Regions from separate parts of the Homo sapiens genome. Here region 1 is linked to region 2. Evidence: chromatin loops called from intact Hi-C (ENCODE). Cell type or tissue: PC-3. All regions are shown on one strand.

The links. Hi-C counts contacts between places; a loop is a spot of excess contacts. Peaks named below come from ENCODE experiments on the same cell type or tissue, not always from the same donor. Only the 100,000 strongest peaks of a DNase experiment are listed, where the experiment ranks them.
Region 1: it touches region 2 in a loop (2.4-fold over the local background); 3 of 110 quality-filtered maps call a loop at or near these places.

What each region holds. Positions count from the first base shown.
Region 1 is chr17:72,029,218-72,031,717 of GRCh38, reverse strand. It overlaps LINC01152 (long intergenic non-protein coding RNA 1152), which reads right to left and starts at 1,064. Exons shown (of 3, transcript NR_110132.1): 1 at 867-1,064. RefSeq lists an enhancer at 1,169-1,939. In PC-3, CTCF peaks have their summits at 944 and 1,153; no DNase peak of the experiment used is centred here; H3K4me3 peaks cover 1,156 bases.
Region 2 is chr17:71,974,732-71,977,231 of GRCh38, reverse strand. No RefSeq gene overlaps it. Among named protein-coding and RNA genes, the nearest start is that of ROCR, 50 kb to the left of the region's middle. In PC-3, no CTCF peak of the experiment used is centred here; DNase peaks (open chromatin) are centred at 1,061, 1,731 and 1,831; H3K4me3 peaks cover 1,498 bases; H3K27ac peaks cover 2,350 bases.

The DNA of each region.
Region 1 (2,500 bases), 54 kb before region 2:
TTTAGTGCCTGCAATTATGCCTGCCTCTAATCGTGTTCTGCTCTTTGTAGGATGTACCCTTTGCAATAGAAGCAACGGTTATGCTGGGTCATCTATACTTTCTTGCCCCAGGCCGCTTGTGACACACATTGGTGAGACAACTGGCCAGGATTAGGGGTATGATCTGTGACCCTGAAACAGAGTGAAATTGATTGGCAATGAGGGATGAGGGGGGTGATCCTATTAAAATTATAAGCACCGTAAGTATTCTAATATCTGACCCCTCACTGTAATGGATGTGCACCTACCTCCCAGCCATAAAAATGCTTCCAATAAAAGAATCAAAAACGAAAACATGCAGAAAAACTTTTATGTATGAGTGCATTTGTCTGAGGTGTCATCCAGCTGTAGCTTCAGAGTAGGGGTGCACATGTCAATTGAGAATGATCAGCCTTTGCTTTCTGTCTGCAGAGGCTGGCAAAGGGGAAACAAGCTGCATAGTTTAGTGCTGGCAAAATAAACCACTATGCAGTTATAAACAAGAGTGGGTGGGTGAGTTGAAAGATGGGTGGATGGGTGAGTGGGTTGGTCCCCTTCCTGATGTATAAAAACAGAACTCCTAGGTTTGGGGTTCATGTTACAATTGGACTCCAGGAAAACAGACTATACATTCAAAATCTAAACCAGTTTTAAAGTATAAATTAAAAAGTATTTTCCCTCTAGCACATTTAGATATTATTGTTTACTAAGAGAAAGAAGAACAGGCTACATGCCGTCTTCGATAGCTCCCTCATGCTCCTAGATCCACAAATGATACCAGGGAAGCCACTGCTTGCCTCTGTGCCTTTGGGGAGGCGGAGGTTGTAGGGGGAAGTCTGAAAGCTCACCATCACGGAGCTCCAACTCCTTCTTCCTGGGATGCGGCACTTGCCTGTGAAGCCACAGGAGGCTGGAGGGGTAGAGGCTGGGGGCAGGAAGAGGAGGAAGTGAGGAAGGGGGCGATGCCCGGGAGGGCTCTGGGAGAGTAACCAATTCCTTCACTGGGGGCAGGCGGGAGTCTCCAGGGTCACTATGGGGCAACCTGTGAAGGGAAGGGAGGAAAGGGATTTCCGGAAGTCTCCCGCTCTCCCTCCTGCCTGCTTCCCTCCTTCCCCTAGCGGTTGATTGCGAGGAGCAGCGGAAGGAAGGATGTATCAAACCGAAAGAAGAAAGAACCCCTGCCAGTCGCCCCCATGACATCCGACTCTGAACGGCAGCGATCTAGAGGCTGTGGCGTGTTGCAGATTAACAGCAGCGAGGGCAGGAGGCAAATCAGATGCCGCAGGAGCTGACTGTTTTCTTTAGCCCTGAGAGCTGACTGTAGGCACAGGTTGCATATCAAAGGCAACGGGAATCAGTCTGTGGCAATATTACATCAGGTCCTGGACTGGTGGTGGTGTTGGTTGCGGGGGTGGGCGGTGGGGTCCAAGTCCTAAAAGATGTCAGTCAAACACCAGCTGAGCTTCTAGACCTCCTTCTGTGGCCCTTCTTCTGATCAAGTATGCAAATAATAATACAGTCAGGCTCTACCTCCTGCAATTAGCACAGGGGAGGGCTGAGTAACTGGGAGGACTTAGCCTTCTCCCTGTGGTTATCTTGTAAGGCTTTGAAGTGTAACTTTTGTTTTGTTTTGCTTGCTTTCCCCCTGCATAGAAATTTCCCTTAAGGGAAGGGTGGGTCTAAACTACCTTTAAAATGAGTTTCCACTCCCTGAACAAGGCTTGTAAAAGCTTGAGAGAAAATGCCAGGGGAAAGCATGGAAACTTTCTGGGGATAAACTATGGGTCTCCACCTTTGCACTTAATCAGGGGACAGCCACTAACCCCAGTAGCTGCATGCTTTCTGCCACCTTCATCTACCTGAGCAAAACTTCAAGGACATGTTTATGCTGAATCTCCAGAGAGAGCAATAGAAGCCCAGCTTGAGGGAAATGACTGGACCTTGATTACTTAGGATAAAAAGAGATCAATTTATGGTAGGACTATCTATTTATGTCTGCACATTCATCAGGTTTGCCTAGGAAAGGAGTCTCAGAAAATGTGTTGGAATTGGGCACTTCTGATGTCTATCCTATTCCTTGTCTTGGTTGATAACACTTTCTCCAGTCCCCAGATCTCATTTTAGGAAATGAGACTTGTTATCAGGCATCCTAGAGCCTCCATATTTTTCTGAGTCTTTCTGTGTCTGCCGGCACCATTGACGTTGTTACTATTGCTGGTTTTCCTCTTATATTTTCTGTGAAAATGCTTAGGAGCTTTTAAGAACTGGTGGCCACCAGAGAGGTTAAACATTATAAACAATATAAAGCAAAGGAATCTTAGTGTGCTGTCTTTGGGGTGTGTCATTGCTGTACAGCTTCTCTTTTTTTCCTAAAAAACCCTAATCATCTTCTGTGGTGGGAGGGGTTGGAGTTGAAGGGATGGCTAGTTGAGGTGGGGGCAATTTGTGCTGTACCTGTCTCTGACAGTCTTTTAATTTTTCA
Region 2 (2,500 bases):
CCAAAGTGCTGGGATTACAGGCGTGAGCCACCGCGCCTGGCCACACTCCACTTATTTCTTACCAAGCTTATAGGTTGCTTTGTTAGATTTCTTTTTTTACTATACATATTTGATTTACATATTTAATTTATAGCAATGCTGCATAGTAAGGAGGCTATCAATTGCCACTCAGTGAATATTTAATGAATAAAAAATGAACAAAGGAAAGCAAAAAGAAGAGAAGGGAGGAAGTAGAATGTGGAAAGTTGTACACTCTCTCCTCATTGCTCTGGCAGAGGAAGCTCCATTTCCATTCTCCTTGGGAGATCTTGAACTTTATCTCCAATCTGGACCCTTCCTATTAGAAAGAAGGGGACAGTCTTGAGGGAACCATGTGTACCACCAAAGGTAGGTCATGGGGGTCAGAGGGCCACCCCCAATGCCCAGCCCCACTTGGTACAGAGGAAAACACATACCTTATGGCCTTTGTTTAAAAAAAAAAGAAAAAAAAAAAGCCCTGGTTTCTGGGAATTAGTTCATCAATAAGGCACTAAGTTATTTCAGGCTCACTTACCAAATGCCTCTCCATTGTTCAGTAGTAACTAGCACGTGCATAGTAGGTCCAGAAAATAACATTTGGCGTTTTGATGAAGGAATGAGTGCAGGAATGATGTGTTGCTAGACAGCCCAAAGAAACACCAAGAAAACACCAAAGCAAATTTAAATAGTATAGCACGATCATTTTTTGATGATGGATGGCCTCAGTACTTTAGGCCATTCAGCAGCGTTACCCTGGGATTTTGCTCTAACCCTGTTCTCCTGGCCTTGCTACCAGGGCTCATGGGGGTAAATCTGGTCAGTCTCCAAAAGAAGGAGCTGATCATGCAGATTAGGCGCGTCGTGGGACCTGCCTGCTGGCCAGAGCCACTCGGCTTCTGAAACCTTCGTGAATCAGGAAACCAGCGCTCGGCACCCTCTGCAACTGCCCTTCTGGGCTCCCTTCCATTGCTCCTCCCAGCCTCTCCCTGGAACTGGGCAGCGCTGCTTCTGGCCAGGAAAAAGGAACCTCCTCTGAGTCAGAGCTGAGTGAGTAGCAGTTGCTTCACCCCCAGCCCCCAGGGCTTGGAGAGAGACCTGCTTTGTCCGCATGAAACTGCAGGCTTGGGCCAGCGCAATAGTTTGATGTGAATAAGCAAAAAGAAAAACGACCAAAAAAAAAAAAAAAAAAAAAAAAAAAAAACAAAAAACAAACACACACACACACACACACACACACACCAACCAAAAAGCCCCCCATGTTTCTTCAGATTAGATTTAATTGAAAACAACCATCCACCCCAACCACTTTTCGTATGTTGAGCAGCTTCTCCAGTTGTGGAGTCCAGGGTCTGAGTCTGAGTCAGAGAAGGGAGCAGAGGTTGTCCCCCACCAAATCCAGAAGTGGGGGGCTGCAATGCAAGAGCTCAGGACTATAAGTCTGTAAAACGCTGTGGGCCCCTGCACAGCCAGCCCTGTCAGTCTCCCTGCATCCTCCACTGAAACGAAAGGAAATAGAGAGCCGAGCCAAGCAGAGGTATAGGGGAGCCAGGAAGCCAAGGAGGGAGGCCAGCGGCTCTCCTGCCTCAGCAGACACCCGCAGGCTGAGCGAGAGAGCTTCCCTTCCAAACACTGCAAAGAGTCTCCGAGGAGGAAAAGGATCTTGCAGAAGAGCCAGGAAGCCAGGATTGAAACTGTTGCCGGCATTGGCAGGGCCCGGGCTGGAACTGTCTGCTCTCCTATCCTCTGGCTCAGTGGGAATCCCATCGCCTCTCTGACATCATGGATGAAAATCAGCCCTGGCTTTCATGTGTTGGGACCGCCCCACCCAGCTCAGTCCGGCCAGCTGGACCCTCCCAAAACGGGTTCTCTTTTGTCAGCTGCCTTTTATAGAACTATAAAACTAAAAGTTCAAGTACGAAGCCCTTACATCAGTCATCAAAAAAGGCAGACTTCGCCTCCCAGACTCCTTCTGCCTCTTTCCCTGCATTGTGGCTTCCTGCTCTCCGGCAGAGCTGCTAGGCTGCTGGCTTCCATTTCTCAGCCTCGTAAAGATCCTATAACACCAAATGGGGCATTAACCTGCCTAGGAGGGGGTTCTGGATCTGTGCTTTGGAATTAGGGGAAAGGGAAGAGAAGGGGGGATCTTACGCTGCAACTATGTGGGGGAAAGGAAAGATACTTCTGTAATAAAGTGAAATGGCATAGAGTTGGAAACGGGAAAAGAGACAACACAGGACCACAGTCGATGAGGCAGAGTGAGACTTCCGCCAAATAACTGTGACCTTTGAAATTTCAAACTGCCTCTCTAGGCATTTGAATCTCTTGGCCAAAGCATAAGTGAGTAGGGTGGTGGAACACCAGATGATCCTATGCTCAGCAGAGTTTAAAAGGGAGGGAGTATTAAACATGTTGGAGCTTGAGAAGAAGAGTGGAATTCTCACCTCCTCAGCTCAAGACCTGGGCCGTAGTGGGCACTAGATTA